Regions from separate parts of the Homo sapiens genome. Here region 1 is linked to region 2. A link is a loop called in an ENCODE intact Hi-C map of the cell type or tissue named here. Cell type or tissue: PC-3. All regions are shown on one strand. Links, peaks and the distances in the headings refer to the core of each region. The heading gives the core; the rest is flanking DNA. Region 1 overlaps MYO1B (myosin IB). Region 2 has its middle 14 kb from the start of STAT4.

The links. A loop is a pair of places that touch in the nucleus more often than their neighbours do. Peaks named below come from ENCODE experiments on the same cell type or tissue, not always from the same donor. Only the 100,000 strongest peaks of a DNase experiment are listed, where the experiment ranks them.
Region 1: it touches region 2 in a loop (5-fold over the local background); 17 of 110 quality-filtered maps call a loop at or near these places.

The regions. Positions count from the first base shown.
Region 1 is chr2:191,305,413-191,321,386 of GRCh38, reverse strand. The region is part of intron 3 of MYO1B (myosin IB); the gene reads right to left. Among named protein-coding and RNA genes, the nearest start is that of MYO1B-AS1, 67 kb to the right of the region's middle. In PC-3, for the core only: no CTCF peak of the experiment used is centred there; a DNase peak (open chromatin) is centred at 9,536; H3K27ac peaks cover 1,338 bases.
Region 2 is chr2:191,156,518-191,172,491 of GRCh38, reverse strand. No RefSeq gene overlaps it. Among named protein-coding and RNA genes, the nearest start is that of STAT4, 14 kb to the right of the region's middle. In PC-3, for the core only: CTCF peaks have their summits at 6,978 and 7,191 (motif pointing left); DNase peaks (open chromatin) are centred at 6,231 and 7,171; H3K27ac peaks cover 2,425 bases.

The DNA of each region.
Region 1 (15,974 bases), core at 6,527-11,526, 150 kb before region 2:
TTGGCAAAAATGGCTTATTTCAATTAATTTCATGATCGATTTTTATGACTTTGTTACAGGCAAATAAATCATGGAAACACCTATCCCAAGAGAAGTTACTCTACAGACCTTGCTAATCACCTTTACAACTTAATGCTAAATTTAATGTTGCACTTATTAAAAAGAATGGTTTCTGCTGATTTTTTACAGACAGATGTTCCCTACTGATTTAAAGCCTTAAAAAGCAGCACCTCATATGCCACTTTTTCTTTAACTTAGAAACACATTCTGATCTAAAGTACGTCATATCCACATCCCAAACAGTTAGACTGCTTGGTTAAGTGAAGCTTTCATGTTTACAAGAGTCAAATGTAAAACACTCTCCTCTAACTCTGACAGCCCCCAGTGCCCCATCTGCCCTAGAAAGCACTGTGCTGGGGACCTGAATAGCACCATATACTGTGGAAGTGCAGAGATCTGGCTCAGGTTATCACAGAAGGCAATAGGCAGAGATGCCATTTGAACTGGAACCCCAAGTACATACTGTCTGATTTTTTTTTTTAATGCATAAAGGAGAGAAAATGGGCAGCGGTAAAAGGCTATCAACTTCTTCAAGCTTTGGTTTGTGCTTGAAGCCTCACAGGGCTGTGCAGAGGATGTCTATAAAGTACCCTTGGTCTGAAATGCAGCAGGTGCTCAATACAAGACTAAAAGGTATGTGGGGGCCGAATCTGTGGGTGTGCCTTACAGAATCAAGGTCATCAATCTATTCATGTTTAGGAAAACCAAATCTGTAGCCATTTCATGGAGTGGCTGCAAAATTCAATTAAATCTACCAATATTAATGAGATGCCTGAATATAGACAGATACTTGCACATACATACACACAGACCACTGTGTATATACCATGAAATGTCTGAGCTTGCATATATTATTGTGCAGAAAGAAAAGTGAATTGGCAAAATAATAAAAATAAGAATAATAAGAGTCTTCCTTGTTAATAGCTAAATTCATATCATGATACTGTAAAGAAGGAAGCATTCTGGGAATAATTTTAAGATAATTCAGTACTCCTTAATTCAATAAACATTTTATGTGTCAGGAGAGTGTCAGGCAGAGGCATACAAAGGATACTGTCCCTACCCTCAGGAGCTCAGTTTACAGAAATCATGTACTATCTAACTAGAAAATAATTTAGTGATGTGAGGACAAGTCATCTGGTCCGTGTTGCCTGTTGAAAACAACAACAAAACCTTTCCCCAAAGCATGAGAGGAATACTAAGACCAGAAAAAAGTTTTTGTGATTAAAATTTTGCTTTTCTTCTTTCATCCAGCCACCCAATACCTTCCAAAGTCACCCTTTCCTTACCATCACCAGCTTGCCATTGTCTTAGAGGAGTCTCTCATTTTTGGCTTTCAGGAACCTCTTAATGGGGATTTCTATATCTAAGCAAGACATTTTCACAAGCCATCTTGATACAATGCTGTCAAAAAATGTAGTTTTTTTCATTACCATGACTCCTTCTCCATTCCTAATCTTGTCCCCCTTGTAGCCAGATTTAACTTCATACATTTAAACATTTCTGTAAGAAATTTGTTAGAACTCAAAGCAAAATTGTATCAGTTCTGTCCCCCAAAACTATGGTTCAAAGGAGTACTCTGATTATAAGTATAATGCATTTATTTTGCTTAGGCACCAGAGAGATAGATGTCTTAGCAGCAGTTCCAAGGATTTTGGGGGCAGTCTTGACTGACATGATCCTAATGTGGTCCGGAGGCTCAACATCCTGCCATACCCAGGGTTTATGATGTACCTATTCAAACAAGGTTTGCAAATTTGTAACAGAGATAAAATGTGGAAACCCTTCCTCTAGACTTTCAAATAGAAAACAAGTAAGTTCCATCATGACTTAGCCAAATCCATGTCTTAATTTTAAAAAGAAAATCAGTGACTCAAAAGGACATCAGAGGACGATGATTCAGACCATGGAGAGAGAAGCCCCGTCAGAGACTGAGCAGGCTCCAGGCCTAGAGTGACTGACAGCTTTCTCTGAGAGGACTGTGTATGGTCAACATAGTAGGGCTTATGTGAGTGTGTCTTCCAGATGGTTTCCACTCCCATTCCCTCCCTTACCCCTGTCCTGGTTGCCACTCTAAGTAAAGGGTTTCAACAATAAGGAAGCTCAAGATGCCAAGTCTGTTCTGCACATTATTTGAGATTGCTTATGTTTATGGTGTTTTCAGTGCTAAAGTGTCTGCATAACAAAATGACTTCAAAGTAGTCACACAAGAATGGGTAAAGCAAAAATATCATATACCACTCGGCCTGCAGGCTCTCTTCCCTGCAGCCCTCCTCTTCCTTACTGGAGTTAGCCTAAAATGCAAAGAGGCCACTCCCTCCCTCATCAGTTTACAAGCTTGCTATGCTCTCCACCAATCCAGTCAGAGCCTGGCCCTGGACTTTAGGCAGGGAGTGACTAAACAGCCATGCTTTAAGCTATGTGACTGCTAGAGGAAGATTTAACATTGGTACACAGAAAGTGCCCTGACACAAAGGGTTTCAAACAACTCTTGCATGCTTCCATCACACAGACAGTGCTGCTTCAGAACACATCCAAATGCACAGCACTCAAATACTGCTTCAAGTGTTTTAAGTCATGTCAATACATCTCAGAAGTGGCTACAAGAAAATGACTATGTTGAAATATCACACACAGATTACATATATATTTTTTGAGAGAAGCAAACACTTGGATCTGCAAGCAGGAAGTTGGTATTTATTACTACGTATCTGCAGGGGCTTAAAGTTATCTGATAAAAGACTAGAGACAATCCTCCCAGAACAGCTGGGTAGAAGCGAGAGACCTTGGATCGGAACAGAGACTGCTTCAGGGTAATCTGGAGACAGGCATCAGGTCCTTGGGAGCTCTACATAGTACACATATTTTTATTACAAAATATAAGCTTGATACAAGCTTGTACCTTCAATATGAAAGCTCCATTTCTATATACTCAGACTGATTTCTGGTTACCCAGAGAGGTCAAAACCAAGCAAGATACACTCATACAGAATCAAATCCTAAAAGCTTGATTTCTCACTGATGTGCTACAGATTACAAAGCAAGCAAGGCCCTCCTCTAGAGCTGGCCCTGCTGTTTTTCCTGGCTCATTTCCCTGGAACTCCCTGCCTCTCAGCTCGCTCTAGGAGTCCCTTGCCTGTACACCTATAAAATCCTATTTCTACATCTATTACAGCCTTGTAATATGGTGTGTAATATGTTGTGTTTTAAGTTTGGGAGACTTTTTTTGTTTACAGTTTCTTTTGAGAGTGGGAATTAAGACTCACCATCTAGTGCCTAGCACAGTGCAACACATGGTATATGCTCAGAAAAAAACTGGTGTAATTAATCCTAACATCACCTTTTCTCATATTCATGCAAAAAAAGAAATAAAATTAATGTATGGCATTTTCAAAGTCTATGTTTGCTTGCCAACTATTTACAAATAACAAAGAGGAAATGAAATAAAATGTTATTTCAGTAGACATATATAAGTGCACATTCATATGCTTACAAAGAGCTCTGTGGGTTTAAAATACTCGAAGAATTAAGTTAAAGAGGAGTGAGGCTCTATTTTATACTCTAGTTAAAATTTTTCATTTGGGTTATTTGGATTCAGCAATTCTCTCTAATGCTGGTCTGTATAAATTCAATGTGAAGACACAGGCAAACAGTCACCTAAAATCTCCTTTTAAAAGTCAAAATGTGGGGTGGAGGGAAGGGGGAGGGACAGCATTAGGAGATATACCTAACGCTAAATGACAAGTTAATGGGTGGAGCACATCAACATAGTGCATGTATACATATGTAACAAACCTGCACGTTGTGCACATGTACCCTACAACTTAAGGTATAATAATAATAAAATTTAAAAAAGTGTGATTACATTTGCACTAGTAACATTGCAGGCCCTTGCTAGTTCTTGAACTAAGGAGCAAAGGCAATTACAGCCTTCTTCAGAGCTGGCTAATGAGAATATGCTGCTCCTATCCCTCCTACCTTGCTTACAGTCTCCAGCTGATATGCCCTTTCGTCTCCAAAAACTGTTGGTCAGTTCTCTAGGTCCCCTTTGAACAAGTATCACTTTTATCCTCATTTCCTTCTTGAGTTCTATAGCGGATGTATCCAGTGCCTACAATCTGCCAACAACTGTGCCCAGCATTGGACAGGATGCAAAAATAAAAACGACGCTGCACCTGCTCTCCAGATACTCAAGTCCAAGGCTCTCCCTCCATCATGGCTTGCTAAAGCTACCAAGAGCTACCTATCACAGTCCCCTTCGGCCTCCGCAAATCAAATACGTCCTCCTCCAAAGAAGGATTACTTTCAGTGTTCCGAATTTATGTTGAGAACAAGTTTTCTGCACCAACAAAATCACCGAAACCTGCAGAGGTGCGGCACTCAAAATTTTCCTGGATCAATGAATACATCTTCAAAGACTCCACACGTTAAATCTTCCTAAATTAAATTGCTAGAAGACTGCCTAGAAAAGCTACAGTGACAACCCTCTGCTCACCTCCATGCCATTCTTGCCACTGAAATCTGACATGCTGTCACATCCAATCAACTCAGTGACAAGTCCTAGGATGATGCCAGAGGACCCTCACTGGAGCTTTCTATATGCCAATGGTAGGCTTGCTGACAGAGAAGAAAATCTACAGAGATTTGGAATGAAGGCACATGTCTCCAAAGATTTTAGTGCTAAACACCTGCTAAAGGAAGACATCCCTAAAATTTTTATAAATTGTCAAATAGGAAATGCCAATTTCTAAAACTATTCTAGACTAGTAGTTCTAGCTTTATTGCTTAAAGGTTAAAACACACACATACACACACACACACTCACTCACATATGACTGTTCTCTTCAAATATGTGTACTTCAAATACCTACTGATTGAGAAAACAGCAATCCCTACAATAACTCCCGAGGCCCAAAGACTGGGAATCATTATCATAAATCAGTTCCAGTCTGGAGAACTTTCTATTTATCATATGACTTATGGCCCCTAATCTCTGTAGAAATCTCTGTAGAGATGAGGGGCCATCTATTCAAACAAGTCTAGGTTTGCTTCCTAAATTTTCATAAAATGAAGGCAGACCAATCTATTAATGAATTTTAAAATTAAGGATCTTTTATTGGCAGTGGAAATTGTGTACTCTAAGCCCTTACCAGAGAATAAAACCTCCAATTATCTGAAGACCACCTTTAATTCAAAGCCCATTTATGAGAAAACAGAAAACAAATAAATGAACACAAAAAACTTTCACAGAACTACAAGGCACCTGAAGGAAATATGCAATCTATCTGTTCCTTGTACTCTTTAATTGAGTCAAACCATCAATAAGCTCAGCACTTGTACCTATGGTTCTCATCCCTAGATGTATACTAGGCACCTACGGAGCCGAAACCTTGTTCCCCTTCCCCAACCCTATAGATTCTAAGGGAATTCTGCACTGGTTCTAACAGACAGCCAAGGGTGACAGCCACTTACTTATACCTCTTATAGATTTGCTTTTCCTAAATCTAAATCCTTATAGATTCGCTTTTCCTAAACTGTGCTTTGGTGTTATGTCCGCTGCTTCCACTTAGTAACATGAGAATTAGCTATCTAAAATGCATTACTAAGTTTTGGGAGGTGTTGTCATGATGACACCCTTCACATAGTCAGTCTCACAGGAGAAATCTCTTTGAAATCTAATTGGCAAAGAAAACTTTGCTTCTTTTGAGCAATGCACTTTGGTCTTATATGCAAAAATAATGTAACTGATCACATTTCCCTTTTTTGCTTTGACTACCAGGAAATGAAAAGTTCAAGTTCAGTAAGCTTAGAAGATGTCATGGTATTAACTTTCACTGGGGTCTCATCTATTTTCTATGTTTCCTTTGCTCTGAGTTTTAGAAAGCTATTTATTTTATTACATTGACTATAAAATACTAAGCTGCCTTTGGTCAGCTTACTGTGCAGCTTACTATTTTGAATAGTAGGGAAGATAATTTTGAAAGTGGGGAATATAACAATTAATTCACATTGATCTTCACATGTATCTGAACCATAAAAACTAAAAAAGGCAATTGGTATGACTAAAATATATGCACACAAGAAGAGCTTTGCTTTTAGGGAGGAGGGGAAGATGGATGGGAAGATGGATGGGTGGATGGATGGATGGATGGATGGATGGATGGATGGACGGACGGACGGTGGGAGGATAAGGGGTGGGGGTGTGGATGAATCTGCCTCACAATATACAAACCACCCTTATAAGAAGAGCTAAAAATTTGCCCAGATAATTTTTGTTCATTCACTTACACCTGTAACATTTGCAACTCTTACCAAATCTAGAAAAATCTTCAGTATGCAAACAGACACACACAGGTTCAGCAGAATAAAAAATCTACAATTTAAAAATATAGCACCACTGAGTCAAGAGAAGCTTTGAAAGCCTATTGCCCTGACTCATATTATGGAAATAGGAACTCTTAATGCATTACGCAATAACCTGAAACTTCCCCATCTCACCTGCGAAAACCCAATATTCTTCTCCTTTCTTAACAAAAATATTCTTCTGTAATCTTTTCTAAAATTTTCATATTTCTTCACCTTCTATCTTTGACTATAGTCATATGTGGAAAACGAACTTAATTAAAGTTGTCCTTAAACACAACTTTAAGTTCTTGAATATAGGGGAAACTGACTTTTATGTATTCATCACCCATCTGGGAAGAGTTGAATCCAAAAACATTAACATTGCATTGGCTTAAGTTTCAAAGCTGGTTAGAACCATTTTACTGAAATTCCCAATGGATGAATATGTGAATGAATATAGAAGAGACCAACATCTAATTTTCTAATAATTCCAACAGACATATTGGTTCCAAGAAAATCAGTAATATGAGAATTGGAACAAAGATGGATCTACTCCAATAAATTACCAATGCACTAAAACATCTTCAAATAATCACCAATAATCACATATCAACTATTTCTGTAAGCAATAGCAACCAACTATAACACTATTAGAAAAGTCTTTATTGATAATAAACCAAAAAGCTACTGAAGTCTGTTGAACAATAGTGTGAAAGAAAAAAAGTAACAACAGAAACATGAAAAATGGATGAACAGTTTTACTTCTGTAGAAATGCATTCAAATAAAATTAAACTGGAAATGTGGAAATTCACCATGATTACAATTATTATTTTTTAAAAAATTGAAAATATGTTAAGAGGTCTTTCATTCTAAATTATACTACTGAACTCATGTTTAAATTCACACAGAAGCTTGCTTTACATGGTATCCACAAGTTAAATTACCAAACAGCCAACAACCTTACTGAAATAATCCTAGCAGACAAGAGACCATGTGATAAATTAACTAAATCCCATTCCATTCTCCCTTCCCGGGCACAAGAGGAGACTGTATTTCCCAGCTTCCTTCGCAGTTAGGCTGGGCCCATGTGACTATGCACTGGCCAATGAAGATCTTATCATGCTCTCTCTTCACCTTCCACAGCAATCTTAAAAGCCATGTGGGCCTGGCACAGTGGATCACATCTGTAATCTCAGCACTTTGGGAGGCTGAGGCTGGTGTATCACCTGAGGTCAGGAGTTCAAGACCAGCCTGACCAAAATGGTGAAACCCCGTCACTACTAAAAATACAAAAAATTGCTGGGCGCAGTGGCTCACGCCTGTAATCCCAGCACTTTGGGGGGCCGAGGCGGGTGGATCACGAGGTCAGGAGATCGAGACCATCCTGGCTAACACGGTGAAAGCCCGTCTCTACTAAAAATACAAAAAATTAGCTGGGTGTGGTGGCGGGCGCCTGTAGTCCCAGCTACTCAGGAGGCTGAGGCAGGAGAATGGTGTGAACCCGGGAGGCGGAGCTTGCAGTGAGCCGAGATCGTGCCACTGCACTCCAGCCTGGGCGACAGAGCTAGACTCCATCTCAAAAAACAAAAACGAAGACAAAAAATTAGCCAGGCGTGGTGGCGGACACCTGTAATCTCAGCTACTCAGGAGGCTAAGGCAGGAGAATTCCTGGAACCCGGGAGGCAGACGTTGCAGTGAGCTGAGGTCGCACCACTGCACTCCAGCCTGGGCAACAAGAGTGAAACTCCGTCTCAAAAAAAAAAAAAAAAAAAAAAAAAAAAAAAAAAAGCCATGTGTGCCAGATATTATAACTACAATATAGAAGCAGCTTGGATATCTGAGTAACCATTTTTAGGAGAGCCTCTGAGAAAACCCAACAGACCCCCATCAAATTGTGTTTCATGAGAAACAAACCTTTGTTGTGTTATGCCTTGAGCTAGGAAGGCCTGCCACTCAAAAATAACCTACCTTATTCTGACTAATCGTTCCTTATACCCCCTTACAAGGTCTCAAACACACTCAGACTATAAACTCAAGTTTCATTTCCAATAGGTGGGAATTTTGTCAGTAAGCAGCACAGAATAGCTGAAGGCTAAAAATAAATATTTCCTGAATACTTACTATGAACCTAATGCCAGGTCTCCAAAGTGAGGTGTGGGCATCCCAGGGCATGCCCAAGATGAGCCACTGGAGTACAAATATAAACATCAGAACTTCTATTTATATTTCTGTATTCATCACTTTTTAAAAATTCCCAGTCTTGTGTATGTTTTATAACACACACAATACATTGGATGGTGTTACCTGACAAGTTAACTATAAATAACCAAACACAGGCAGATTTTAAGACCACTGATCTTGAAGCAACAAAGTATCCATGTATAGTCCCTCTTCCAAAGATGCTTACTATTGTAGAAGTCTAATACTTAAATAGGAAACAATCAATGAGATACATAAGATAAATAAAAGTCATATGATTAATAAAAATCATATATAAATAAAAGGTCATGGTTGTGACAGAATGCACAATATGGACCATATGTGTTTGGACCACCAAGTGGCCTTTAGAGAAGAGGCTTCAGAATGGAGGTGGTTTCCCATATACCGCAAAAGATGAGCAGGATTTGAATATGTGGAGTGAGTAAAACAGAATATAGACCAGAGTGTCTGTGAAAGAGGAGAAATGAAGCAAACAGTGGGATTTCAGAAACAGTAGGCCACAAGAGGCCAAGTGAAAAAAAATGTATAACTGATCACTAGCTACAAATTTATCGAACTCAATTTCTCTATTTTCACAGCCAGAATTTTTAATTAGCGCTGGCTTTAATTTTAAGAGTCCTATTAAAGATCAATGCAATATATTTGTAAACATCAAAGAAAGTTAAAGTCTCTAAATATAGAAAAGGACAAAGATTTTCAAAATTTAAAATGCATCTATGCTACCTAAGCTATGCCTGTAAGACAAAGTATGACATTAACAATCAATCATAGATATAATATTCTTATAATAAAAGTTATGTTAAGTTACGGAAAGGAGGCAAATGTTCAAAGTGTTATATATCATTTTCTACTTGTTTTAGGAACAATGACCAACACCCATGCACATGTTTCCACACTTCCTCCTTCCCTATACCCACATTCCAGGTAATGAGTAACCAGATAGCCATGACTCACTCTATCATGTAATCTTAAATAGCTACATGTGTTCATTTTATAATTTATGCCTTTAACATCTTTATACTTCAGTAACACTTTTCTTTAATACATTTCCCTGACCTTAGATGAGAGTCTGCCATTTTGAATGTCCCTTTTTTAATCCATAATGCTATTCACATGAGAAAAATATGCATAAGCTTCTGCTATTAATAACGGCCAAACCAATTATAAATATAGATAGAAGCAGCAGCAACACTGCATGGCCAAACGTGAGGTAGGGTGTATGAGTGTGAAAATATGTCTTTCGAAGGCAAAGCAACGGCTTAAAAACTAGCAATTCCTAAAGAAACATCCAAGGGCCCTTAGTGACCCATCCTTCATGAAAATATAGAGGATAAAAGTAAAAATGAAACCCTCCGGTCTTAAGCCAGTAACCTAAGACCTTCCGCAGGTAACCTATGATTATGCCTGCATGTGTTTTCCCAAGGTAGAGGTCTGTGGTGCAAAACCATCCAAATCATCTCTCCCTCCAGGTGCTAAAACAGCCTAAGTTTTGGCTGTTGATGTGGACTGATGGAAAAAGATTAGTAGAAAATGTATATACTCTAACTTATTCCTCTCTTGTTAAATTTATGTGAAAGCAGGCTAAGTCATCTATAAGGCTTAGGAAGTTCCTACTGTAACTGAGGATACAAGGATATTCTTTTTGGATCTCAAGCTGATCACCTATGCATCCAATGAACACTAATATACTAAGGGGGTGGCTTCAAAGGGTTTCGTAAGAGTTAATAAAGGTTAAAATCAGTATTCTTCATATCAAATGTTGCCCCTTCCTAAATTACATTGTGACTCATCACCAATAGCAACTAGAAATTCTGTTGTAAAACAAATGAATTAACATCTGTTTACACTTATATCATTTCAACATTAAATCATTCACCACTCATTCATTAAAAAATTGCATTTACACACATATACACTTAGGCATATTTAACAAGTCTGAAAATTTTTTCCAGTTCATGACTGAAATGCAAGATGGCAATTTTTCCAGACACATAGCTTGCAATTTTAAGTAATTTCCTTATCCCAAACTCTCCTCCTATTACTTTGGAATAACCTTCATAATCCTTCAGTCTTCCCAATGATTCAAGCAGATTGGTATTGGAATGTTTTATTAAAATTGAAAAATAGCTCTACATTCTCAACTCTAATACCGTTTCCCTTTCCTAACATTCAGGGTCATTATGCCATAGCCAAAACTGGTCTTTTGTCTTATCTTCTATAAACTACAAAAGCCACCTACTTCAAGAATTCCTTCTTCAGGTCGGGCGTGGTGGCTCATGCCTGTAATCCCAGCACTTCGGGAGGCCGAGGCAGGCAGATCATTTGATGTCAGGAGTTCGAGACCAGCCTGGTCAACATGGTGAAACCCCATCTCTACTAAAAATACAAAAATTAGCCAGGCGTGGTGGCACATGCCCGTAATCCCAGCTACTCAGGTGGCTGAGGCACAAGAATCACTTGAACCCAGGAGGTGGAGGCTGCAGCAAGCCAAGATTGCGCCACTGCACTCCAGACTTGGTGAGAGTGTAAGATTCTGTCTTAAAAAAAAAAATTCTTCTTCAAGACTCAACACAAGTGGCATCTTCAGAATTTCTGAACCCACCAATTTTTCTGCACTTCCAACTTGTTCCTTGTAAGTATACTGTTACATTAAAATGCAGCTTATGTAGCTACCCCCAACCCACAACTAGAATGGACAATCCTTAAAGACAAAACCATGTCTTCTACAGTTTCTAACCAACAGCAGCTCTCCCACTCCCCACCAATCTATTCATTCATTCACTCACTCCACCAATATTTATGGAGTGGCTGCTCTGCGCCAGGCATTGTTCTAATTACTATGGATACAGGGATGGTAAAATAAAGCGCAAGTGCTCATGGAGATGACATTCTAATGCAAAAGACAATAAAGTAACAAAAAATGAGCCCATGGCAAGATGTCAGGTAAGCACAAATGCTCTGAAGAAAAATAAAGTAGCCTAAGAGAATAACAGGTGATTGGGGAAGGACTTGGCTATTTCAGGGATTGCTATTCCTGATTGCAGTAAGAGAACAAGTCAGCCCCTCTATGGTACAAGAGTGATGCTGACAGTGGCATGTTCAAGAAGCAGCAAGGAGGACAGCGTGGCTGGGGAAGAGAGGGTGAGAAGTAACAAATGCAGTCAGGGAGGTGGCCAGAGCCCAGATCAAGTGGAGCCATGCAGGCCACAAGGGAGTTGCTGCAGGTTTTGTGAGCAGCAAAGAAAAACAATCTGATGGAGATCTTTAAAAAAGATCACTCTAGGCAGTGGCCATAACATTCATGAAGATAAGAAAGTTGGCGGTTGAGGGGAGGCAGGCGGAGGCAACAGGAGAGTTGAAGCAGGGACACAGTGAGGAGGCCACCAACATAATCCAAGCAAAGGAGGGTAGTGGCCTGGCACACGCACAAGTGGCTATGGACGTGGTTAGGATGATCAGGCTGATGATGGACTGAGTGTGCAATAGGAGAAAAGGAAAAAAACAGTTTTGCATCGAGTAACCAAAGGATGATGCTGCCACTGACCAAGGTGAGAAAGAGAAGAGGGAGTGGGGCAATCCTAAGTCTGGTTTGAAGCGTGCTAAGGTGTGAGATGCCCCTTATCCAAAGAGATGCTGCAGAGCTCAACATAGCTGGATCGCCTGCAGGTCAGGCGAGAAATCCAGCTGAAGATCTAAATCCGGGAGGCATCATCAGCACACAGAGGGTATTTGAAGCCCACGTAGGCTCATCTAAATAATGCCTACAGAGGAAAAAAGCAAAGGTCCCAGAGTGGAGCCCCTGGACTTGCCACGGGAATGCGGAGGCTGGATATGGAGCAGCCAGCAAGGCGGGGGAAAGACAGGAAAATGTGGAGGCCAGAAAGCCAAATTTTAAAAGGGTTCCAGGAAGGAGCTGGTCATGTTGTCAAATGTTGCTGATAAAGGAAGAAGAGGATTCAAAACTGACCATGGGATTTGATAACATGGAGGTCACAAATGATCTTGAAAAGAAGTTTTAGTGGAGTGGGAGATGAAAGCCCAATTAGAGTGATTTACAAAAGAAAAAGAGATGAACTAGAGACAATAAGCATACCCAACTTTTCAAACAGTTTGGTAATAAAGGAAACAAATGGCATGGTAGCTAGGAGATGTGAAATCAAGAGAAACATTGCAGCATGTTATGTTGGTGGGAATGGAAGAAGAAAGAAAAAAGATAAGGCAGTAGACAGGGGAAATGACTTGGAGGGGTTGAATGGGATCCTGGGCACACAACACTCAAATGTTTATTGAGTTGAACTGTTGCTACCCTTAAACATGTCTTGGAAAAAGGTGGCCTACTAATTCAGCTTTCTAAAATTGTATACAGAAACTCCAACAATAACCTGGCTTCAGGAAGCCAGGATTCGAGTATTTCAGGACAAGCTTTCTATGGCTTCTTAAGAACAATGTATAATACACATGTCCACATCTGTGGTATAAAAACAAATGTATCTGGTCTTTGTCTCAGGTTCCTGACACAGGGCTCCTAAAGCCTTTGGAATTTCCTGGGTAACAGGAGTATCTTGTATTATTCATAACAAGTCCCTTTCGCCCATACCTGAGGTTATGCAAATGAGGGGACTCAGGTGGGGCCCCTCAGTAGCATCAGGATAGGGATGTTTACCAGAAAGACCAAGCCTGTGATTAGAGTGGGGGGGAATCTTTCAACCCCACCTCCCCACCTCCAGGGAGGGGAGGGGAGCTGGAGATTGGGTTACAAAAATTTGAACACAATTCTGTTTTTTTGGGGAGATGGAGGGATCTAGGTTGGTGAACAGACTGACATGCTGGGAAGGTGGTATTCCCAGAGTGCACAGAGGCTCTGCATACACACCCCCACCGTGCCCTCTGCAGCTCTTCCACTGGACTGTTCCTGTGTTGTATCCTTTATAATAAACCAGTAAATGTTAAAAAACGTATCATCCTGAGTTCTGTGAGTTGTTCTAGCAAATTATTGAACCTGAGGATCATGGAAACCCCCAAACGTGTGGGGTTGACTAAGCAGAAGTGTGAGTAGTCAGGGTACCCCATTCATGGCTGGTGTCTGAAGTGGGGCACTCTTGTAGGACTAAGCCTTTGACCTGTGTGGTCTGTGCTAACTGTGTAGTTAGTGTCAGAACTGAGTTTGTCGGAGGTGTTCGAACCAGAGCAACTCCATCTTGAATAGGGGCGCGATAAAATAAGGCTGAGATCTACTGGGCTGCATTCCTAGAAGGTTAGGCATTCTTAGTCACAGGGTGAGAGAGAAGGTCAGCCCAAGATACAGGTTATAAAGACCTTGCTGATAAAACAGGTTGCGGTAAAGAAGCTGGCTAAAACACACCAAAACCAAGATGGCGAGGAAGCTGCCCTCTGGTCACCCTCACTGCTCATTATACACTAATTATAATGCTTTAGCATGCTAGAAGACACTACCAGCAGCGCCAGGACAGTTTACAAATGCCATGGCAATGTTGGGAAGTTACTCTACGTGGTCTAAAAAAAAAAACAGAAGGAACCCTCAGTTCCAGGAATTGCCCATCCCTTTCCCGGAAAACACATGAAAAATCCACACCTTGTTTAGCATATAATCAAGAAATAACCATAAAAATGGGCAACCAGCAGCCCTCAGGGCTGCTCTGTTCATGGGATGAAATGACCATTCTTTATTCCTTTACTTTCTTAATAAACTTGCTTTCACTTTACTCTGTGGATTCACCTCGAATTATTTCTTGCACAAGATCCAAGAACTCTCTCTTGGGGGACCCCTTTCCAGTAAACAAACTGAACTGTTGGACACCCAGTTAGTGTCAGATAACTGGTTGGTGCTGGGGGAAAAATGTCACACACCTGGTATCAGAAATGATGTTAGAAACATACAATTATCTGCTGTCAATTACCTGGAGCCATGCTTTTCTAGGTACCCACTACTGCTTCCCAAGACTATCTCCAGGCTATTGCAATTCCAGGGGTTGCCTGGGACTCTGAACCTCTCCATCCCAGCCAGGAATTGTGACTGGGCTCTGATCCCCCTTTCTCCCTCTGATCCCCCTTTCTCCCTCTCTCTTCACCTTTTCTGTTCAGCCACTGCATCCTATGGATTTGCCTCTAAAGTGTCCCTCCCATCCTCAGATGAGCCTTCTGTCCTTGTCCCTTACTGCAAAAGCCTACCACGTCCCTAAACCTAAACCTCTCGTTGAGTTTCTCTTTTTCTGTACACCCACAGCAGTTCAAATCCCAAGGCTCATATTCTCTCTCCTCCTACCTGCTTAAAAATCCTTAGCACAAAAGTTCTTTGTGACCTGGGTCTGCTCTTCCTCTTCTACCTCATCTGCCCATCCTCAGTTTGCACCCTAGGTTCCAACCTTAGGAAACCACACGAACTTAGATCACTGATGTGCCATGCTGTTCTAGCTCGGTCTGTCTCCCCTTCAGACCTTTGCATCTGCTGTTGCCTCTGCCTAGAACATTCTTCTCTCAACACATCACGTCTCTCCCTCTTACCCCTAGACGATGATACTGAAATATAACATCTCAATAAAGCACTCCCTGGTTACCCTATTTAAACCAGTAAACCACTCGTGACTCCCCCACAGCCCTGATGCCCCTTCCCCACGTTGTTTCTCCACAGCACTTGTCACCATTTAAAATGCCATTTGTTTTATTAACGTCTCTTGTGTTTTGTCTCTCTCTGTGCTAGAATGTAAGCACAAAAAGGCCAAGATTTTTGTCCATTGTGTCCCCAGTAGGTACACTAGTACATGGCTCACGGTGGGCACCCAAATAACGTATGATGAATGACTGAGTCAACACTGTTCCCTCTGACTAGAAAATTCTCTCCTGAGCCTAGAGTCCTATTCTTTATCCATGCGGCAAACTCATCACCTAAGGGTCCTCCATCCCATCTCCTAGCTCCTCAGGCAGGGCTGTACCCCATTTCCCAGGGGACCACACCACTTACTGCTCATTCTCAGACTCTTCTGTTAATTCCAAGAGCACTATTAATAATTATGCTGCTACAAAAGGAATCACCAGGGCTACCCAGGGCAAACCAGGACATGCCCCACCTTTTTTATGGCTGCTTTCTCCCTTCGGTATTTATTTATCAGTCTGTCTCCCACGCCAGCCTGTGAATCCTTAAGGGAAAATTCATCTTTGTATTCCCAGCACCTCAACATGTTGTGGATGCTTAATCATGTTTATCAGATGAATGAACAATCACTTGCACTTGGGGATCTGGGATCCCTGGGACAGGCTGGAACTGGAACCTGGGGCTGGTACGCCTGGGCCTGTTCCCCTCTACGTGAGTTTCTACCCCTGTGGTGGCCCC
Region 2 (15,974 bases), core at 4,606-9,605:
GGGAGCACATGAATTAACTCACTTTCCATCACCTGAACCACTTAGCGCTTCCAACAAAGCTTTGGGGGGAAATCTGTATTTAATCAATGTTGAAACAATCACTCTGATGCAGAAATGCACACAAAAAGAGGACCAGCTTTTATTTTGCGTACTGTATTCCTTTTGACAGTGATGACTAATGGAGTAAGATTTTTGTTCACTAGAAGAAGCTCAGTAGCATGTATCAGGGCAATTAACTTGGAAATCTGTGAATAAGCATGATTCAGGGGCCTATTGAACATCAACTTGCAGACTCTTATGAATCCTGGTTGCTTCCATTGGCTGAAAAAATACTGTAAAATCTTGAATTTTGCAGTAAAAAAAATTCATTTTGGTTGTGACTCCTACTTGAGTCACATGGTATCAGATGGAAAATGAGTAGGAAGGAGAGGATCGCTGCCAACTAAAAGGAGAGAGGCTAGTCTGGACAGAGCATTTTGTGGGACACAGATTTGATTGTAAGCCAACTATTTTAAAAATCCTCATTCTTGCAAGCTAGCACATGACCTCTTTCCTAAGGGTGAGGAGATTCCAGAGGTACATATTTGCCATCTGGAGTGGATGCAAATTCTAGTGCAATTCATCTAGAAACCTGCATCATTGAAATTAATCATCATGTTGAACAAGGAGAGCATGCTGGGGCAGGGAGGTCAGTTTCACTTGATAAGAATAGAATGCACATTCTAGCTGGGAATGTGCTGACATTCATTGCATTCAGGAAAATTCTACACAAAGCCTCTCTCTCTGGAGAGGATTCCTGAGAAAGAGAAGGGCTCACTGTGTGGCATAGAAATGAGAACCCCCTCAAAGCCCTGGCTTTTGAAGGTATCCAGAATCACAGTGATTCAATGCCATTGGATACTGCTCTTTTTCTTCCTGGGAGGGAAACATCAGTCCATCAGTTCAAACCCTACAGGGTTTTCTGTGTTTGTCCTAATCATGTTAGAAGCAGAACGCCTAGTTAGTAATCAAGCACCAGTTGGAGCTGTTTCCTACCAAACGTATGGTTTTGATTTTGAAGCCCTCCATTCATTGTTCTTTAGCACTGTGAAGGGCTTGTAACCAGCTAACTGCTTCTCCTACTTTGGTCTGGGGAACTAAATGCAAATCTGGCTGATACTTCAGATGGGCTAGGGCCAAATTTTGTTGGTTTTTGTTAATGCTGTTACTTATTTTTGAAAGAGGTGTGGACAAAAAAAAAAGGGCAAAAGTTGGAATGGTATTTGAAGTTTGCTCGTGGTGTTTTAGGGAAACAGGAACATATCACTATAAAAGACATTTCCTTCAATATGGGTAAGAGTTCCTCATTGATTCAACTGAGCTCTTGAAATCTGAAATGTTTAGGGAGCAGTAGAAATTTGATAAGGGATCATAGACTCAAGGGGATGAGAGAAGATTTGAAAAGTCATCGAATATAACTCCTTGATTTAGTAAAACCATAATTCGTAGTTTTCCTCTGATGAGTCACGGCCAGGAAGTAGATATTGTAGATGAGTCTGGGTCCTTGCACTTCTCAGCTTCTGTCATTTACAAATTCTACTTTGATGTCTCTGAAGATGACATCTGAATGTGCATGTGCAGAAGAAGTGGCATTGAATAGAACTGGTTTAAAATCCCTAATTTGCTACTTAATTGCTGTTTGAATTTGCATAAGTTATTGAACCCTCTAACCCTCAATTTCCTCATCTATAATATGGGATAATAATAACTACGCTGCAGGGATCATTTTAAAACTAAATTAGATAATGCCGTATGATATCTATATCTATATTCCTACTTTCCACCATACACAGCACTAATTTTTAAAATAAAATTAAAACAAAAATATAATCTATAATATTTGAATGTAAACTTAAGATAATGGATGCTGTTTTGCTGAAATTAAATGCATTTACACAGTGAATTTGAAAGTTTGTTTGAGTTTAGTAAGCCAGTAACATCAAATTCCACTGTGTAAGTGTCCTGGAATTTAATCAGAACCCAGAGATCTCTCAGCCTGTTTGCCATTATTTGCCATCGCATAATGGGTTGCCAGGTGCAATTTCACCTCTGTCTGAGACCATTGCTTGGATCAAAGAGGGCTCTTGTTTATCCAGCTCCCTATGAGACCAGGCAGGGCCAGTGGTGACCCTCCAAGCTGAGCTCAGCCAGAGGGAACCTGTGTCTTGGTGCTCAGTTCTGAACAGTCTCATAGACCCCCATACTTGAGTGGGCTTAGGGACCCATACCCTTCTAAAATCCACTGAGAAATCCTCAACAGAGGAGTTATGTGTTAACTTTATCTTTTAGAGGAATCATGTTGGCAGCAGCTTGAGGATAGGCTGGAGTGGCTAAGAATGACAAGGGAGTGGCAATTGAATCGTAGAAATACTTCAAACTCAGGCACCTCGCATTTAAAACACCACAGCACTTCCACGCATCACCAGCTTTACCTGCTTCTATTTTCCAGTATGAAGCTTCTGCTCCTGCCAATATGTTCTGTTTGACCTTCCCTGAATACACACTGGGTTTCCCTGCCTATTCAGCCCGTACTTATGTCTTTCTCTTCACTTATATATTCCTCTAGTCCTTATCAAAAATCCTAACCGTTCTTTTAGGGTCCATCTTCTTCACTCAGTCTTTCTTAGTTTGTTCAAATTACCTAATATGATTCATAAATTACCTTGTATTGAGGTATTTATGTTCCATACTGTGACTTGTCTCTTCCAGCAATTGGGTTCAAATGTGATGGCAGGCACACCTCTTGCACAAGCTGGTATTTTACCTGATTTTAACCTATGATGGCTCATTGTTCAATGTTGGCACTCTATAACTTGCTGAATAAATAGATGACTAAATAAACCACCCATTGACTCATCTTATAGGCACCCCTATATAGCTGTAAGGGAATTATTTAGTAACTGCTTAAAATGTATCTAAATTGGATGTTTTACATTAGGTTCATAAGTGAAAAGCAAGCTTGTCAGAGATCTTCAAATGAAGCTTATTTAATGAGTTATTTTTTAAAATCCTATACAACAATGGAAAACCACAGTAAGTGGGTGTGATGGTAGTTCAAGAGTAACATTTTACTGATTTATAAGAAGAGTAAAAAATAGAAGTGAACAGTGAAAAGACTGAAATCATTTTTCCTCCATATGTTTTGTTTTATGTTTGCTTTTGCTTCTGGACATGACACAAACGAAGTTGCAGATAAAAGATAGCACCTTTAGTTGGTAAGAACAGGGCACTGATTAGCAGCAATATATTGAAACTATATAAAGCAATGAGTTTAAAAGTACTTTAGGAAACCTGAGGTCTTTAATCAAGGCTGCAACTGTAAGTTTTTTAAAAAGCCAAAAAAGAAGCCAAGTCTTTAGTAAAAGGGCTGTTTTAAAACATTAAATTTTATTTGAATTTTTTTCCTAATTTATACCAAATCTTCAAAGTAGTCGGGACTTAGTTACATCTTAACTGTTATTCTTTTGATAATTTTTTTTAATAGAAAAGGCAGTTGTGATTAGATAATGATCAAAATGTTTTTCAACTCTTCTATTATGACTCGGGAGATAACAAACTAATGTCCATCATTTTTATTTTATTTACTCCTAGTAAATTACCTTACAAAAATAAGGCATTTGATATGTATTTGGTGAATGAGTGAATGAATGAATAAAGAATGAAGAAATGATACTGTCACTGAGTGACAGTTCTTTGAATGATGGGCTCAGGTTCTCAAAGGAATTAAACAATCTTCACAGGCTCATGCCTGGAAATTCAATTTTTTAAGGAACAGAAAATGGCACAAAATCCTAGATGATATATTTTTTTTTTGAGATGGAGCCTTACTCTGTTGCCCAGGCTGTAGTGCAGTGGCATGATCTCGGCTCACTGCAACCTCCACCTCCCAGGTTCAAGCGATTCTCCTGCCTCAGCCTCCCCAGTAGCTGGAATTACAGGTGAGCACCATCACACCAGGCTAATTTTTAAAAAATTTTTTTTGGTAGACACGGGGTTTTACCATGTTGGCCAGGCTGGTCTCGAACCCCTGGCTGCAAGTGATCCACCTGCCTTGGCCTCCCAAAGTGCTGGGATTACAGGTTTGAGCCACCGCGCCTGACCCCTACATCATCTTATTATCTGGGCATTAGGCCCCTGGTTCCAGGTCTGTCCCCATCTCTGACCTCTACCTCCTTTGTTCCTGCTTTGAGACTCCAGTCTTGCCATGGTTTCTTAGGCTTAGCTCTGTATCTGTGCTCCCAGATACCTCTGGTCCCAGCTCTAATCCACAGATACAATTTACCTATCCTTTGTCAATAGATTAAATTGTTAGATTAGTCTGACGGGAAATGTTGTTCATGTGAAGTCAGTATCTTGTTCTATTCCCATTATTTATTCAGTGTGACAATTTTTTTCCCTTGCTATAAAAGTTGAGCTTAGAGGTCTTTAATTTTCAGAACTAAACCTTTTACCCTTTTATTACACAACCATTTTATGCTGGCTCTTTTCCCAGTGTCCTGGCACTTCCTTAGTTCCCCAAGAAACGCTAAAGAGTAACAGATGTAACCCAGCAAAGGCTTCAACCAATTCATCAAGTACTCTGTGAAGTAAGTCATACTCCTCATAAGTTTGAACACAGCTTCTTTATAACCACTCTACTGTTTGTCTGTTGCTCTCTTTCTGGGGTTCTCTGTCCTTCTCTCTAGTCCATAGTTTGGTACTATCTTTTTTTCTTTTTTTTTTTTCAGATGGAGTCTCCCTCTGTCACCCAGGCTGGAGTACAGTGGCATGATCTCGGCTCACTGCAACCTCCGCCTCCCGGGTTCAAGTGATCCTCTTGCCTCAGCCTCTCAAGTAGCTGGGATTACAGGCGCCTGCTACCGTGCCTGGCTAATGTATGTATTTTTAGTAGAGACGGGGTTTCACCGTGGTGGCCATGGTTGGCCAGGCTGTTCTTGAACTCCTGACCTCAGGTGATCTGCCTGCCTTTGCCTCCCAAAGTGCTGGGATTACAGGCATGAACCACCGTATCTGGCCCATAGTTTGGTACTATCTTACATTGTATTAATCAAGGGTACAAAGATATGACTAGATCTAGTGACATATGTGGGTTTTACTCAATAATGTCTTTTATAGACAAGGGAAGAGGCCACTGAAAGCTTCAGGCCTACATGGTTTTTACCGTACACAATTCCCAAAGAGAGAGAGTCAGAGAGACTGGGTCCTAACACCGGTCCAAAAGTATGAGTCACTGTAAGAATAAAGTGCTAGATTGAGACTTCTGGTTTCTTGACAACAAAGACCAAAGTGAAGTAGGTATCCAGCACCCATTCTGGATAATTTGTGTCTTACTCCCAGATATTATAAAATCCACTTTGAGAATTTGAATTAGCCATATATTTGAACATAAGAAGAAAATATATCCAGGAATAAGGTTATTATAAAGACCAAAACCCAGAGGTGAGAAACGAAGTGTTTCAGCTGTGCTATTGAATAAATTCCATCAGGTGAATAAATAAGCCTGAAACAATAGCCCTTTCTGAGCCAGGTTTTATACAATACAGTACACAGCAAAGGTGAGAGACTCTCCACAGGACGACTCTTTAGGACTTTTCTCCTGTGTTGGCCTTGTCTTGTCAAGGTGTTCTCAGTGGTAACAAGACCTTGGGTTTTGCACAGGCATCATTTACAAGAGTTAATTGCCTTCCACCAGATAGCATTTACTCCACTGGTTATCTCCAAAGGAAAGAGCAACACTGTGTTGGAAGCTCGTGTTTAAGGAATTAAGTAGGGCACAAGTACAGCCAACTAAAATAGATTCAATGCTCTGGCAGTATTGCAGAGAAGACAACAAAGTCAGTGTGGTTCCTACTACTTGGCCCGTTGCCTTAAATGAAGTGTTAGATTCCCTATCTGGAGATTCTGCCCTTTGCTGGAAAGACCAATTGACTGGATGATCTAATAATTTTGCCCCCTTTGCCAACCTGTATGTAATCCATTGTTATCATTATTAAGCAACATCCACTGGAATTCTCTGGGAATAGTATAGGAAGTTAGAAATACAAACAGAGGGAACGCAGCTTTCCCGTATGATGTCAGCTTCTGTTTTAGCCTAAATACTTTTAGAGGATATCCCATTTAAGCCAGACATCTTGTTTACAATGGGGCAGTATTGCAGAGTGTGGGTGAGAGGACAATGCACTCACAGTACAAGCTACCACTGTGCAGTTGGTTCTGTCAAAGTCTCATGTTACAGCTGATTAACTGGCTGCTTCTGACAGGGCCAAACATGACAAGCTTCTCCATTCTGAGAGAATCTGCAGACTGAATGCCATCTAAAAGGGAGCCTAAATAGATAGCTCTTTGATACATTACCATGGATCTTTTTGTCCCTGATTTTTATTAATCTTTTATATATATAGCAGCACTTGATATAGATGACTACTGCCCTTGTGATTTCCTCGTGGATTTTTCTAAACCTTGAAGCAATGAGGAAGTGAATACAGAGTTTATGCCTTTGTATGGGAAATGAATTGGATTATTAGAGAAAATTCTCTGGAAAACCAACCAGCAAGCAGTCATGGCTCTAGAATTTCTATAAAGGAGTTAAACGGGGCAACTTATTGGGACAGCCAGGGAATTTGTCTTAAAGTTGTATAGCAAAGAAACCACCTTTACCTAGATAATATGGGGTGGTAGGGTGGATTTTGGAGACAGGCAAGAGACCTCTGAGCCATCTCTTGTCATCACCACCCTGTGTAAGTTTGACATACCTAAATACCTAAGGAACAAAGGCTTTATCTAAATTGTAAGTAAATACTCAGGTATGAATCTGACCAATGTCACCATTCAGGTACTCAGGTTAAACAAAGCCAAGAATAAATCCTCACAATCCTTTCACATGAGTACTATTGCTTGCATCCTCTCTCCTTCTTCCACATCCATCCTGGTGTAAAGTAAGACTGATACACTTGCGATAGCCATAGAGCAAGTTGGTAGGGGTCTAGTTTATTAATCCTATAAACCTTGTGACATCTCAGGACAAGTGATTACACAATCACAGATGCCAAAAGGCTAGAGACTAATACTGGTCTTGTTTAAATGTGAAAGGCACTCTCTTATAGTAAACTCAAAAGAAGCTTCGGTTTTTAGTTGGCTTTCACGTGAGAATAGTGCCCTCTGGTGCTTTTTAAAGTTCCTGCCTCCAGAACTGGCTAAGGAAAAGAAGTCCTTTGCAATTTGACCAACATTAACAATTTATGCAAAAGGACTGACTATCGTTCAAATAGCGCTTTCCTTTTCCATTTTAAAACTGTGTTCTTTGTTGTAAGACTATTCACCATTGCTCTCATCTAGCATAAAACAGAGAATTTGTACTCCACCCAGAAAGATGGAAGCAGTAGTCAAATGGAAAACATGCATTTATTCCAGCTCATCAACAATGATGTGACTCTGTGAAGCCAAACAATTCTCAAGAGAAAGATGATGCCAACCCTTCATTTTTAAGACTGAGTTCATTATTTTTACACTGATTTGGCTCTCTGTTTGTCTGTAATTGGTGTATAGGAATGCTTGTGATTTTTGCACACTGATTTTGTATCTTGAGACTTTGCTGAAGTTGCTTATCAGCTTAAGGAGATTTTGGGCTGAGACGATGGGGTTTTCTAAATATACAATCATGTCATCTGCAAACAGGGACAATTTGACTTCCTCGTTTGCTAATTGAATACCCTTGATTTCTTTCTCTTGCCTGATTGCCCTGGCCAGAACTTCCAACACTATGTTGAATAGGAGTGGTGAGAGAGGGCATCCCTGTCTTGTACTGGTTTTCAAAGGGATTGCTTCCAGTTTTTCCCCATTTAGTATGATATTGGTTGTGGGTTTGTCACAAATAGCTCTTATTATTTTGACATACGTTCCATCAATACCTAGTTTGTTGAGAGTTTATCACATGAAGGCCTGGGGAATTTTGTCAAAGGCCTTTTCTGCATCTATTGAGATAGTCATGTGGTTTTTGTCATTGGTTCTGTTTATGTGATGGATTACGTTTATTGATTTGCTTATGTTGAACCAGCCTTGCATCCCAGGGATGAAGCCGACTTGATCGTGGTGGATAAGCTTTTCGATGTGCTGCTGGATTCAGTTTGCCAGTATTTTATTGAGGATTTTCACATCGATGTTCATCAGGGATATTGGTCTAAAATTCTCTTTTTTTGTCTCTTCCAGGCTTTGGTATCAGGATGGTGCTGGCCTCATAAAATTAGTTAGGCAGGATTCCTTCTTTTTCTATTGATTGGAATAGTTTCAGAAGGAATGGTACCAGCTCCTCTTTGGACCTCTAGTAGAATTTGTCTATAAATCCGTCTGGTCCTCGACTTTTTTCAGTTGGTAGGCTATTAATTATTGCCTCAATTTCAGAGCCTGTTATTGGTCTATTCAAGGATTCAACTTCTTCCTGGTTTAGTCTTGGGAAGGTGTATGTGTCCAGTAATTTATCCATTTCTTCTAGATTTTCTAGTTTATTTGTGTAGAGGTGTTTATAGCATTCTCTGATGGTAGTTCACATTTCTGTGGGATCGGTGGTGATATCCCCTTTATCGTTTTTTATTGCATCTGCTTGATTCTTCTCTCTTTTCTTCTATGTTAGTCTTGCTAGCAGTCTATCAATTTTGTTGATCTTTTCAAAAAACCAGCTCCTGGATTCATTGATTTTTTGAAGGGTTTTTTGTGTCTCTATCTCCTTCAGTTCTTCTCTGATCTTAGTTATTTCTTGCCTTCTGCTAGCTTTTGAATTTGTTTGCTCTTGCTTCTCCAGTTCTTTTAATTGTGATGTTAGGGTGTCAATTTTAGATCTTTCCTGCTTTCTCTTGTGGGCATTTAGTGCTATAGATTTCCCTCTACACACTGCTTTAAATGTGTCCCAGAGATTCTGGTATGTTGTGTCTTTTTTCTCATTGGTTTCAAAGAACATCTTTATTTCTGCCTTCATTTCGTTATTCACCCAGTAGTCATTCAGAAGCAGGTTGTTCAGTTTCCATGTAGTTGTGCAGTTTTGAGTGAGTTTCTTAATTTGAGTTCTAATCTGATTGCACTGTGGCCTGAGAGAGTTTGTTGTGATTTCTGTTCTTTTACATTTGCTGAGGAGTGCTTTACTTCCAACTATGTGGTCAATTTTAGAATAAGTGTGATGCGGTGCTGAGAAGAATGTATATTCTGTTGATTTGGGGTGGAGAGTTCTGTAGATGCCTGTTAGGTCCACTTGGTGAAGAGCTGAGTTCAAGTCCTGGATATCCTTGTTAACCTCTGTCTCATTGATCTGTCTAATATTGACAGTGGGGTATTAAAGTCTCCCATTATTATTGTGTGGGAGTCTAAGTCTCCTTGTAGGTCTCTAAGGACTTGCTTTATGAATCTGGGTGCTCCTGTATTGGGTGCATATATATTTAGGATAGTTAGCTCTTCTTGTTGAATTGATCCCTTTACGATTGTGTAATGGCCTTCTTTGTCTCTTTTGATCTTTGTTGGTTTAAAGTCTGTTTTAGCAGAGACTAGGATTGCAAACCCTGCTTTTTTTTTGCTTTCCATTTGCTTGGTAGATCTTCCTCCATCCCTTTATTTTGAGCCTATGTGTGTCTCTGCACGTGAGATGGGTCTCCTGAATACAGTGCACTGATGGGTCTTGACTCTTTATCCGATTTGCCAGTCTGTGTCTTTTAATTGTGGCATTTAGCCCATTTACATTTAAGGTTAATATTGTTATGTGTTAATTTGATCCTGTCATTATGATGTTAGCTGGTTATTTTGCCCGTTAATTGATGCAGTTTCTTCCTAGCATCGATGGTCTTTACAATTTAGCATGTTTTTGCAGTGGTTGGTACCAGTTGTTCCTTTCCATGTTTAGTGCTTCCTTCAGGAGCTCTTGTAAGGCAGGCCTGGTGGTGACAAAATCTCTCAGGATTTGCTTGTCTGTAAAGGATTTTATTTCTCCTTCACTTATGAAGCTTAGTTTGGCTGGATATGAAATTCTGGGTTGAAAATTTTTTCTTTAAGAATGTTGAATATTGGCCCCCATTCTCTTCTGGCTTGTAGGGTTTCTGCCGAGAGATCCACTGTTAGTCTGATGGGCTTCCCTTTGTGGGTAACCCGACCTTTCTCTCTGGCTGCCCTTAATATTTTTTCCTTCATTTCTACCTTGCTGAATCTGAAAATTATGTGTCTTGGGGTTGCTCTTGTCAAGGAGTATCTTTGTGGTGTTCTCTGTATTTCCTAAATTTGAATGTTGGCCTTCCTTGCTAGATTGCGGAAGTTCTCCTGGATAATATCCTGAAGAGTATTTTCAAACTTGGTTCCATTCTCCCCGTCACTTTCAGGTACACCAATCAAACATAGATTTGGTCTTTCCACATAGTCCCATATTTCTTGGAGGCTTTGTTCGTTTCTTTTTACTCTTTTTTCTCTAACCTTGTCTTCTCGCTTTATTTCATTAATACGATCTTCAATTACTGATATCCTTTCTTCCACTTTATCGAATGGGCTATTGAAGCTTGTGCATGCATCATGAAGTTCTCCTGCCATGGTTTTCAGCTCCTTCAGGTTATTTAAGGTCTTCTCCACACTGTTTATTCTAGTTAGCCTTTTGCCTAACCTTTTTGCAAGGTTTTTAGCTTCTTTGCAATGGGTTCAAATATCCTCCTTTAGCTCAGAGAACTTTCTTATTACTGACCTTCTGAAGCCTACTTCTGTCAACTCATCAAAGTCATTCTCCATCCAGCTTTGTTCCCTTGCTGGAGAGGAGCTGCGATCCTTTGTAGGAGAAGAGGCACTCAGGTTTTTAGAATTCTCAGCTTTTCTGCTCTGGTTTCTCCCCATCTTTGTGGTTTTATCTACCTTTGGTCTTTGATGTTGGTGACCTACAGATGGGGTTTTGGTGTGGATGTCCTTTTTGTTGATGTTGATGCTATTCCTTTCTCTTCGTTAGTTTTCCTTCTCACAGTCAGGTCCCTCAGGTGCAGGTCTGTTGGAGTTTGCTGCAGGTCCACTCCAGACCCTGTTTGCCTGGGTATCACCAGCGGAGGCTGAAGAACAGCAAATATTGCAGAACAGACACTTTTGCTGCCTGATCCTTCCTCTGGAAGCTTCATCCCAGAGGGGCACCCATCTGTATGAGGTGTCTATCAGCCCCTACTGGGAGGTGTCTCCCAGTTAGGCTACACAGGGTTCAGGGACCCACTTGAGGAGGCAGTCTGTCCGTTCTCAGAGCTCAAACGCCATGCTGGGAGAACCACTGCTCTCTTCAGAGCTGTCAGACAGGGATGTTTAAGTCTGCAGAAGTTTCTGCTGCCTTTTGTTCAGCTATGCCCTGCCCATAGTGGTGGAGTCTATAGAGGCAGAGGCCTTGCTGAGCTGTGGTGGGCTTTGCTCAGTTTGAGCTTCCCAGCCGCTTTGTTTACCTACTCAAGCCTCAGCAATGGTGGGCGCCCCTCCCCTTGCCAGGCTGTTGCCTTGCAGGTCGATCTCAGACTGCTGTGCTAGCAATGAGCAAGGCTCTGTGGGTGTGGGACCTGCTGAGCCAGGCATGGGAGAGAATCTCCTGGTCTGCCAGTTGCTAAGACCATGGGCAAAGCGCAGTATTTGAGCTAGAGTGTCCCATTTTTCCAAGTACAGTTTGTTACAGCTTCCCTTGGCTAGGAAAAGGAAATCCCCTGACCCCTTGCACTTCCTGGGTGAGGCAACGCCCCACCCTGCTTCGGCTTGTCCTCTGTGGGCTGCACCCACTGTCCAACCAGTCCCAATGAGATGAACCTGTACCTCAGTTGGAAATGCAGAAATCACCCGTCTTCTGCATCCATCACGCTGGGAGCTATAGACCGGAGCTGTTCCTATGCTGCCTCATCCTTTTAAAAAGATCAAACTGCTGAATGATAAGAGGGGTGAAAGTAACTGTTCGGATTCACATCCTCCAAAGTACTTACATTCACCCACCTGGCTCTAAAGAGTAATATTTGGTTTAGTTCTCCTCTTCCTCCCTCTTCCCTTTCTTTCCAATTTTTGGGAGACTCCCAGTAGATAACAGTGACAGTGCACAGGATGATTAGGGCTGGGAAATATTGCTTTCAAACAGAGAAGGAAATTTAGCAGCATTCACACCTATAGATGTGTATTATTTAGTTAGAACAGTGTGGTGGGTCTATACTGTGTTTTGGTGCATGTGTGTATGTGCATGTGGTTAAGTTCTTTGAATTATACTAACAATTGAAATTCAGGTGATTTTTTTCTTAAACATCCAGATTTCCAGTTTCCTGTTAGAGAGATTCTCTGGCTGGACACAGTGGCTCAAGCCTGTAATCCCAGCACTTTGGGAGGCTGAGGCAGGTGGATCACTTGAGGTCAGGAGTTTGAGACCAGCCTGGCCAACATGGTGAAACCCCATCTTTACTAAAAATATTTAAACATTTAGCCAGGCATGGTGATGCAGGCCTGTAATCCCAGCTGCTGGGGAGGCTGAGGCAGGAGAATCGTTTTAATCTGGGAGGCGGAGGTTGCAGTGAGCCAAGATTGTGCCATTGCACTCCAACCTGGGTGACAGAGTGAGACTCTGTCAAAAAAAGAAAAAAAAAGAAAGAAAGAAAGAAAGATTGATTCTCTACAGACCCATCATCTGGCTGTCCCAGGAGGGCTTTGAGTTCACAGTGTTTGATTTAGGGGCCACTCTTTATTGGATGGCACCAATATTTCAGACTATTGATATTCAGACCTCTGGGTGCTGGTGCCGAACTTCGGAGGTGTTCTATCACATATTCATCTAAAGCCCTATCAGCTCCATCTCCCTTCACCTACTTTGTTCCCCCCAACTATAAAACCAATTTCATCCTGTCCCTTCTCACCCTCTTCTGCACAATAGCCCAGTACAGAATGCTCACAGTTCAGAGATGATGTATCTTCTAACTTCTCCACCCATCTCTCCCCGTAGTGACTCTAGCACTAAAAAGTCTGGGTCAAGTTACAGAAGTCATCATATCACAGCTACTCAGAAGGAAGACACTGAAGTTCCCACCAAGACCTCAGATGCCCCACAAGGTACATTCAAGTTAGAAAAATCATTTCTTCCTCCAATTGGCTGCAGCCCTGCACCAATGCTTATGTCTTGGGAATTGAAGTTCAGTTTAGATTTCAGTCCTCACTCATCCCCCTCAACCAGTCACTCTTGCATAATGAGCAAACTAAACAGCTATTCTTAGAGACACTGATACCAACTAATCTTGTTTATAATGACCCTCTATAAATCTTTGGTTTAGGTTATTCTTCTCCCTGTCTAGAAGGGTGCCGATCTTAGTCCTGGATCAGGATCGGCCTTTTTTTAAGCAGGCTGAGCATCACTGTTCTTCTCCATACCTGAATACAGTTCTTTCATCCTTCACTTTTTTTATTAATCTCATCTTCTGGCTTTTTCTGACCACTTCAGTTCATTGTGGTCATTCTTCTGAATTCCTGTGGCATTTACATTTGGCATTGCCATTCAACTGAGCATTATTAATTTCATATGCTTATTTTGTCTTCTCTGCCAATTCAACCCTAAATTATTCTCATTGTGATGTATGAGCTCAGTAAATATTTCACACTGAATTGAATAGATTTCCAACAACTACAAGCTCTAGCACCTAAAAGAGTCTCAGGGGACTTCTGCTTTTGGACATAATAGATTAACAGGGATTAGGGTTTCCAGATAAAAATCCTGGAAGCCCACTGAAATTTGAATTTCAAACATACTTATACTATAAATGCAGGTCATATATAGACTGAAAAAATTATTCGTTATTGGTCTGACATTCAAATTTAACTGGCAGTCTTATTTTGTTTTGCTAAATCTGGCAACCCTTCCCTAGTGGATTACCTGCTCATGTTAAACACACAGCTAAGCAAACAAACAAAAACCGTGAAACAATGATTTTTCAGAAATTGACAAATAGGCAGTGCAAGAGAAGTGAACAAATGAGGCAATCTTTATGATTCTCATAGCTTACTTTCTGGAGAAAGTTTCCAAGCTCCAGCACAGAAAGAGGAAGCTCAAATAGAGCCTGGCATTCTCTCAGAGTTGAAGAGGCAGAGTTGAGAGTTTGGTCAGAATTTACGGGGCAGAGTACCAGGAAGAAGACTGCAAAGGGCTCCCCTTGATTCTTCAGCTGAGTACTGAATAGTCCATGTTTGCAAAGGAACTACTCAAAGATGTGGGGAGGACTCACTAAAGAGGAGCAGGTGGAAAAATTTCTGGAGCTCACACAAGGCTAGGCATAATTTATATTCTCAACAGCCAGAGTGGAAAAAGCTCTTTATACTTGATGAAAGCAGAAATTAGAAATTGTTAAATTGGATAAAAAAGCAAGACCCAATTATATACTACAGACAAGAAACACATTTCAAATATAAATAAATAAGTAAAAAGTAAAATATTGGGAAAATGATATATCATGCTCACACTAATCATAGACACCTGCAGTGGCTATATAAATATAAAACAAAGTAGACTTCAGAGCCAAAAATATTAACAGAGATAACAAGGGTCATTTCATAAAAATAAAAGGAAAATCATCAAAAGGACAAAACAATTATAAATGTTTATGCATCTAATAACAGAGCTTCAAAATACATGCAATGAAATGTGAAAGAACTGAAAGAAGACAGACAAATCCAGGATTATAGCTGAAGATTTAAATATTCCTCTGATAATAGATTGAATAAATGGGAAGAAAATCAGGAATGATATAGAAGACTTGGATAATACTATCAACCAACTTGACCTCACTGAGATTGCAAAAACTCTTCACCCAACAGGAGCAGAGAAGACATTCTTTTAAGTGTCTTAAACATCGACCAAAACATTCTCAGCCATAGATCAAGACTCAATAAATTTTAAATAATTCAAATAACAAAAAAGTATGTTATCTAACCACAATGGAATTAAATTAAAAATGGATATGAGGAAAATATTGGAAAATGATCCAAATGTTTGGAAAACAAAAGTCACAATTCTAATTAATTAATTAATTAATTAAAACCCAAACATAAATCAAAGAAGAAATCACAAGGGAAATTTTAAGTAGAATAAATGAAAATTAAAATACAGCATATCAAAATTTGTTTGATGTAGTTTAAGCAATGGAAAGGAAGAAATATGCAGATGCTTATATCAGGAAAGAAGAAAGATCCAATCAATGACCTAAGTTTCTGCCTTAAAATATATAAGACCTGTAATCTCAGCACTTTGGGAGGCCGAGGCAGGCAGATCACGAAGTCAGGCATTCCAGACCAGCCTGGCCAACATGGTGAAACCCTGTCTCTACTAAAAATACAAAAATTAACTGGGCGTGGTGGTGCGTGCCTGTAATCCCAGCTACTCAGAGGCTGAGGCAGGAGAATCACTTGAAACCGGGAGGCAGAGGTTGCAGTGAGCCGAGATTGTGCCACTGCACTCCAGCCTGGGTGACAAAGCGAGACTCTGTCTCAAAAAAAAATATATATATATATGAGAAAGAAAGCAAACTGAAACAGAAGTAAATAAAAGGAAACGAAGAGTAGAAGTCAATGAAACAGAAGGCAGAAACACAATAGAAAAAAATCCATGAAACCAAAAGTTTGTTCTTTGAGAATATAAATAAAATTGATAAACTTTTAGTAAAACTGTCCTGGGGGGGGAAAAAGAAGACACAAACTACCAATATCAGAGTGGAGAGAGGTAAGATTATTACAGATTTTCCAGCTATTAAAAGAATAACTGGGATAAAAGGGAATTAAAAGAATAACTTGCTAAAAGGGAATATTATAAACAACTTTATGTATATAATAACAGCTTAGATGAAATATATAAATTCTTTGAAAGACAGAAACTGGCAAAGCTCACTCAAGAGAAAATAGGTAACCTAAGTAGTCCTAGATCTAATAAATTGAATTTGTAGTTTAAA